2 separate regions of the Homo sapiens genome follow, and region 1 is linked to region 2. A link is an interaction called in ENCODE POLR2A ChIA-PET data of the cell type or tissue named here. Cell type or tissue: PC-9. All regions are shown on one strand.

Evidence for each region. ChIA-PET counts read pairs that join two places held together with the same protein. Peaks named below come from ENCODE experiments on the same cell type or tissue, not always from the same donor. Only the 100,000 strongest peaks of a DNase experiment are listed, where the experiment ranks them.
Region 1: POLR2A ChIA-PET joins it to region 2 with 6 read pairs; 2 of 35 experiments call an interaction of 5 or more read pairs at or near these places.

Annotation. Positions count from the first base shown.
Region 1 is chr6:142,118,719-142,122,718 of GRCh38, reverse strand. All of the region lies in intron 1 of NMBR (neuromedin B receptor), which reads left to right. Among named protein-coding and RNA genes, the nearest start is that of GJE1, 12 kb to the left of the region's middle. In PC-9, no CTCF peak of the experiment used is centred here; no DNase peak of the experiment used is centred here.
Region 2 is chr6:142,370,471-142,374,470 of GRCh38, reverse strand. It overlaps ADGRG6 (adhesion G protein-coupled receptor G6), which reads right to left. Exons shown (of 25, transcript NM_198569.3): 4 at 3,678-4,000. Among named protein-coding and RNA genes, the nearest start is that of ADGRG6, 70 kb to the right of the region's middle. RefSeq lists an enhancer at 1-220. In PC-9, no CTCF peak of the experiment used is centred here; DNase peaks (open chromatin) are centred at 1,060 and 2,010; H3K27ac peaks cover 3,080 bases.

The sequences.
Region 1 (4,000 bases), 250 kb after region 2:
TTAGCATAATTCTTAAGGGCTACAGGATTTTTTGAATTCCAAATGAATATTAGCTCCAACTTTAAGTTACCAACTGTATTAGCTCCTAACAAGAGTCAGGCCTGTCTGCTGAAGCATTGAACCCAGGCATTGACTTCTTTCTAGCTATGAAAGTTTTAGATGGCATCTTTTCCCAGTATAAAGCTGTTTGATATACATAGAAAATCTGTTGTTTTGTGTTGCCACCTTCATCAATTATTTTAGATCTTCTGCATAACTTGCTATAGCTTCTACATTAGCACTTGCTACTTCATCTTGCATTTTTATGGTATGATGATATGGTATGGTGATATACCATCTTGCATTACAAGGTATATTTTTATGGCTTCTTTCCTCCAACCTCATAAACCAATCTCTGCTAGCCTCAAACTTTTCTTTTGCAGCTTCTTTAGCTCTCTTAGCCTTCATAGGACTGAAGAGACGGTATTTTTCTGGATTAGGTTTTGGCTTAAGGGAATGTTGTGGCTGGTTTTGTAACCGAATACAAACTCAGCTGCTCACTTCTTGCAAAGTCAGTAACATGGACAAAATGCGGTGAAAGGAAAGTGACTTTATTCCAGAGCTAGCAGTGGGAGAAATGGCCAAGGCTCATACCTTAAAGGAACCATTTCAAACTTTATGCTGAGGAGAGGGGCTTAAAAAGGGAACTGGGAATGAGAGGCATGTGGGGAGTAGTGCTGGGTACAATGTCTGTGTGTCTTGTTCTGGTAGCTATCTTGAGTCATGGTCCACCTGGAGTGTGGTCTGGGATCATATCAACAATGGCTGCATATTGACTACCACCTTGAGGTAATCTCTAGAATTTTGCAGCTTGGGCTCCATTCCTGGTCTGTCTCAAGATTAGCCACTGGAACTTCTAAGTAAGCACGTAATTAAATACAAGTATATAGTTAGGTAAATGTGCATGGTGTAACATAGTGTAGAGTGGGAAAGGGAGGGAAACAGAGTTTTAAAGTATGTTTTAGCGTATTTTTTTAAGGCTAAGGAGGGAATAAAAGGTTTCTGTTGTTTGCTTCAAGGTTACATCTTGAGACTAGGGAGAAAACAGAAAATGAAAAAAAAAGGTTTTAAAATGTGTTTTGAAGCTAAGCTACTGAGTTACAGTTTGATCTTCTATCCAGACCACTATAATTTTCCCCATGTCAGCAATAAGGCATTGTTTCTTTCTTATCATTCTTGTATTAATCGGAGTAGCACTTTTAATTTCCTTCAAGAATTTTTCCTTTACATTCACAGCTTGGCTAACTAGAGCAAGAGGTCGAGCTTTCAGTCTGTCTTGGCTTTGGTCATGCTTTCTTCACTAAGCTTAATCATTTCTAGCTTTTGATTTCAAGTGAGAGACCTGTGACTCTTTTGCTTGAACACTTAGAGGCCTTTGTTGGGTTATTATTTGGCCTAATTTCAATATTGTTCAGTCTTAGGGAATAGGGAGCCCTAGGATATGTAGAGACGTGGGGAAACAGCCAATTGGTAGAGCAGTAAGAACACACACAACATTTGTCAATGAAAGTCACCATTTTGTATAGGCAGTTTTCGAGGTGTCCTGAAAAAATTACAGTAGTATCATCAAAAGTCACTCATCACAGATCATCATAAAAGATGTAATAATCATGAAAACTTTTGAAATTTTGTGAGAATTCCCAAAATGTGATACAGAGACACAAAATGAGCACATGCCATTGGGAAAATGGTGCTGATGGACTTGCTGGATGCAGGGTTGACACCAACCTTCAATTTGTAAAAAATGCAGTATCTGCAAAGGACAATAAAATGAAACACGATAAAATGAGGTAACTCTGTAACTGGTAATTTTTGACTGGATGTCTGATGTTGTAAATTTTATTTTGTTGTTTGCTGAATTTTAAATAATGTTAGAATTTGTTCTGGCATGCACTTATTCTGCAGGAATCAGGTAGATATCTTTGAAGCTTTATTTAAGTATTTGTAAGGTAGGTTTAGATTAGCTTGTCGCATAGGGCAAATTTAGGCTGACAACCAAGGTAACATACTTGTGAGTACTCTACAGGATAGATCTTGCATTACAAGGTCTTTCCACTCTGCTCTGGAGACACAAATTACTTTCAGCCCTGTTTGTATTTCAAATGTTTTTAAGTGTTTCTCTGGCCTTGGGTGTTTTCTTGTCACACATGAACAGGTCAATACTCAGAGCCTCAAGTAGACCCCTCTGCAGATCTCTGAAGTTCTCCCTGTTTAGCTTCTACCTCTATAGTACCATATTCCTCTTAGCAAATTCTAACCATCTTTATTCCTCCAACATTGATCTCTGGTTCTTCAATTCAGTGAGACCACTGGGCTCTGTTAGGGTCCCATCTTCCTAAAAGGTGGTGTGAAACTGCCTCTGGAGTGAGCTGATGCATTCAGGGCTCACTCAATTTGTTTCCTTTTTCTCAGAGATTACAGTCCCATGATACTTGCTTTCCAACAGCAGTCTCATCTTTTATAATGATTGTTATAGGTTTTGTCCAATCATCTAGTTGTTTAGGGCAGGAGAGATTATTCAATCCCCATTATTCCATTTCTACCAGAACACAAAAGTCTCTTAAACTGGTCTTGTGGTTCTCAATAATGTTCTTAAGAGTTAAGATCATTGGATATAGGACCTCTGAATAAATACAATGTCAATTTTGCAATATTTGTAATATAGTACATATGGCTTTATACTTTACTTAAAATTAAGCCAACAGATTTCAAATCCAACAAGTACAATGTCAATTTTTGCAATATTTGTAATATAGTACATATGACTTTATACTTAAAATGATTTATACTTAAAATGAAGCCAACAGATTTCCATGCAAGTGACAAGTAGTATACGGTCATTAATAAGCCAGACTCTGTGGGTTGTTTAGTAAAATTCTTAAAACGAAAGACTCTGAAACTCTTTGTTTCAAGGTCTATGACTTATTATTTTTATTGTATTGGATACATTTTCTGCATTTTTCTGGGTTTCAATTTTCCGTCTGTAACAGTAAAATAATAACACCTCATAGGGTTCCCGTTAAGATTAAATGAGATAAATTGTGTAAAGTATTTAGCATAGTATCTAGACTGTAAATACCAAATTAACATAAAATATTATTATATTGTTGCTGTTTCTGTGTTGTTATTGAGAAGTTGGTAATTTGTTATGTTGAAGATGAGTTTGTAAACCTTTACATCCCTGCCACACCTAGAGTCCTTGGCAATCCTTCACACTTTATGTTTTGGGTGAGAACAGACCAATTTACTTGGCATTAACTGGTTGGACCAGCTCCTGGGGCACCAGCCAATGGCAACCATGAATAGGCTTGGTATAATAAGCCAAGCCTAATGATATGGTCCTATTTAGATGGGGGTATCCTGACCCAGTCATATGTCCCATCCTGGTGTGGTGAATGCTCTGATCCTTCACCTAAGTGCCATTTCTCTGCTGCTGGGAATATTGGCTGCTGACAGTGTACAACTATTTCACTCACTGAGCATAGCCCTCCATTGCAGGGAAATGTTTCAGCCAGCTTATGTCATTTCCTAGAGGCTGACGCATAACCAGTAACTGGCTGATGTGGTGCTATAGAGCCTACTCCCATCTCAATTCAGAACAATACTCAGAGTCCATTCCATTTGCAGGGCTGCCCTTGGCATTGCCTAAGACTTCAGTTGCAATGACATTGCAGGTGTTTCTGTTCAGTCCTGCCTTCCACATTTCTTTACGCAGGCAACTCCTGAGAATACTTTTCAATAAACTTTCTGCAGAGAGCTTATTATCTCAGAATCTTTTCCTATGGACCCAATCTAATACACTTGGGGAGCATGAATGTAAGACACACACAAATAAGAGAATGCTGTATTCTGAATGCTGACAATCTGCTACTCTCACCCTTTGTGAGACTTGACATAGGCCAATTAGAAGTACTGAGATAAAAAGTTGTACAACTGCTAAGATGATTTCTATGTCCTTCCT
Region 2 (4,000 bases):
ATATAGTAGCCTAGTGTATTCTGTTTACCAGAAAAATCCAAAACTTCATTTTTATGTGAAATCTAATTGTTTAATATTGGAAATAATTCATCAATTAAAAGCACTGTGTGAAACAAATGTAAATGAACAGGAACAAATAAATGCTACTACCACCACCCATGTCGTAGGGCTAAACTAGCCTGTGGGTGATTGGTTTGTTTTCCCTGGCTGAGGAGATCTAGCAGGTCTTTTCTAGTGCTGTCCAAAGTATGTGGTTCAGCAAAGCGGACTCTCAGTTCTTTAGACTAGTTTCAGGGGGTGGCAAATGTTCTCCTAAAGGGCTAGACTGTAAACATTTTAGGATGGCAGGCTATACTGTATTGATCACAATCAATTAACACAGCCATTGTAGCACAGAGGCAGACAAAGACAATATATAAACTAATGGGCATGGCTGTGTTCCAATTAAACTTTATTTATAAGAACAAGGGAGCTTAGTCCCAGCTACTCAGAAGGCTGAGATTAGAAGATTGCTTTAGCCCAGGAGTTTGAGGCCAGTCTGGGCAACACAGTAAGACCCCAACTTAAAAAAAAAAAAAAAAAAAAAAAAGAAAAGAAAAAGAAAAACAAGTATTAAAAAAACATGTGTGCTGGGCACAATCCCTCATGCCTGTAATCCCACCACTTTGGGAGGCTGAGGAGGGAGGATCACATGGGGCCAGGAGTTCAAGACCAGCCTTGACAACACAGTGAGACCTCATCTCTACAATAAATGTTTTAAAAAATTAGCTGGGCATGGTGGTGCACACCTGATGTCCTACCTACTCAGGAGAGCTGAAGTAGGAGGATCACTTGAGCCCAGAAGTTCAAGGTTATAGCGATCTCTGATGGCACCACTACAGTCCACCCTGGGGGACAGAGTGAAACCCCGTCTCTAAACAAACAAGTAAACAAAAATGCATGGCCTGTTACAGGCCCTCCTAATTTGCCAACCTCTGGTCTAGAGAAATTCTTAGAGAAGCTTAGGAATCCCTGTAAAACTGAATCATACTTTTTCATAGTTAGGTATCCAGGAAGTATTGTGGGAAACAAATATTATTTGTTTGAAACAAATATGTTAACACACTGCAAACCTAGTGTTTTCTCACAGAATGCACTGCTGGCCAGAGAGATGGCTCTTGGACCTTCATACTTCTCCCCTGAGCAAGAATGAGCTTTAGCCTATCCTGGTACTAAATCTAATATCTAATCCTGTTTATGATGAATGACAGTCTAATTTATACTGGTTAGAAGAGCACAGCTCTAATACCAAACTTTCCAAGCTCCAATCCTGGCTTGGCTACTTACTAATTAAGAGACACTGGATAAGTTAGTTAATCTCCACGTGCCTCAGGTTCCTTATTTGCAAAATAGGATCAATTATAGAACCCGTAACATGGGATCTATGGTGTAGGTAATCAACCAATATGTGTTAAGTGCTTAAAATGACATTTAGTACAAAATGTGTGTTCAATTTAAATATAAGTATTAGCAATTATTAACATAGCCATATTTGTTTTGGTTGCTGACATCTTCAAAACATTGTCCCATAAAAAGGCAAATATTAGAATGGTCTATACTATGACTTCTTAATAATGTCCCAGTCTATGGTGAAAAGAGACCCCTGAATTAAAGACAGTCACCCAGAATGCAGGAAGTGCACCATTCCCTCTCCTTATTCTTCACTGTCCCACACCAAACATACACACCTGACTTTCTCAATTTCTTCTCTGATAAAAGACTTCTCAAGGAGTCCCTGAAGGTCCTTTCTAGCTATCCTAACACTGAGAGAAGATCTTAGGGAACATCACCAGCTCTTATAAAGCTCTGCAGTTCCCTTGTGGAACAGGGTTGTGGTTTATCTACTTTCCAACATCCTGCAAGGAAATATCTTTCAAATGACATCACTTCACAGCCTTTCCACCACCTGTAGGAGTGCCATGGACCACACGAACAGGTGGGTAACAGGAGTTCTCAGGCCAGAAGGGCAGGCATGGGTCTGAGAAATTGGGAGGTGGCCTTGAGTCATCATAAGGGTGCTACTTTGCTCAAAGCGTGGGAATAAATTCCCAGTAAACTTCCCTCCAATATCATATACAAATTACTTTTGAATACTAGGCTCCTTCTTCTCCTTTTTAATTGAGAGTTATGTCTGTGACTAAAATGTATATATTATCACTGCCTTAGATTTAGTCATATGACATTTAAAGTTGATAATGAAACTTCTACTTTTTGTGTTTGAATCAGTCCTATAATAAAATAAAGGCTTCCAGAATTAACTTGTGTAAATGGAGAATATTAGGTGGAGATCTATTTTAATACAATTTTTATCACACAGAATTATTTCTCAAAATATTCTGCATTTAGCTACTTCCAATAATAGCACATTTACAGTCTCACAAAGAAGAACCAGAGACAGCACAGTATTTGAAACAAACTATAAATCCTCATTTTAAAAAAAATGGAGAAAAATGTTCAAAGAAAAAAATGGATAATTCCTGATTAAGATTTTCTATAAAATGGACAGTTTTGATATTTAAACTGGCTGAGTAAATACTATTCTCTTAGGTGCTGGTTGTTTATTTAAGTCATCCAATTGAAATTTAATTCCAGGATGATATAGATCAGTTTATTACTGTATCACCTTTGTGATTAAAAACAGTAACTGGGCCGGGCACGGTGGCTCATGCCTGTAATCCTAACATTTTGGGAGGCCAAGGTGGGCCGATCACGAGGTCAGGAGATTGAGACCATCCTGGCTAACACAGTGAAACCCCATCTCTACTAAAAACACAAAAAATTAGCCGGGCATGGTGGTGGGCACCTGTAGTCCCAGCTACTCGATAGGCTGAGGCAGGAGAATGGCGTGAATCTGGGAGGCAGAGCTTGCAGTGAGCTGAGATCTCATGACACTGCACTCCAGCCTGGGCAGCATAGCGAGACTCTGTCTCAAAAAAAAAAAAAAAAACAAAAAAAAACAGTAACTGGCCAGGCAGGGTGGCTCACACCTGTAATCCCAGCACTTTGGGAGGCTGAGATAGGTGGACCACTTGAGGTCAGGAGTTTGAGACCAGCCTAGCCAACATGATGAAACCCCATCTCTATTTTAAAAAAATACAAAAATTAGCTGGGTGTGGTGGTGCACGCCTGTGGTCCCAGATACTTGGGAGGCTGAGGCATGAGAATTTCTTAAACCCAGGAGGTAGAGTTTGCAGTGAGCCAAGATCACCCCACTGCACTCCAGCCTGGGCAACACAGTGAGACTCTGTCTCAAAAAAAAAATACCAATAACTTACTTATTAATTTCTTTTGTTTCAAGCCTAGTGTTAACATTTGTATTTGAGATTCCACAATTATAACTATTGTTATATTCGTGATAAACTCTGTGATATTTTATGACATAGGGAAAACTTAAGAATGGTAAAACCAAATGTCTTGATGGAGCATGCATGGCTTATAATCAAATGTGTGCTATAAGAGCTGAGCAGACGACATTTTAAAAATTAAAAGAGCTTTTTAATGACAACATATATATATATGTCTATATGTGTGAATATACATACAGGTACATTTGTGTGTATGTATAATTCTTTGTTGACAATCATATTCATAGAATAATGCTAAAAAAAAAAAAAAAAAGGAATACGCTACAAACTCACCACAGCTTAGGTTGCTTTCAGCTTTCAGAGCTAGGTTTGGGATATTCCAGAAGTCATTTTGCCAGTCGACTACATTCCCTTTCACATTACAGCTGAGGTTGGAGAGGATTTTGGCATTCATGGTAAAATTCCAAAGTCGAAAGTTATAAATGTCCCCTTTTAGAGAGACAATTTCATTTTGATTGGAGCCCAACAACAATTTCCCATTCCCAGGAATAACTTTACTAATGGTAGAATCACATGGAACTGTTTCATAGTTTCTTTTGAAATTTACACCAATAGAGCCCAAAGAATTATTCCAAACAAGGCAGAGCTGTTCAAAG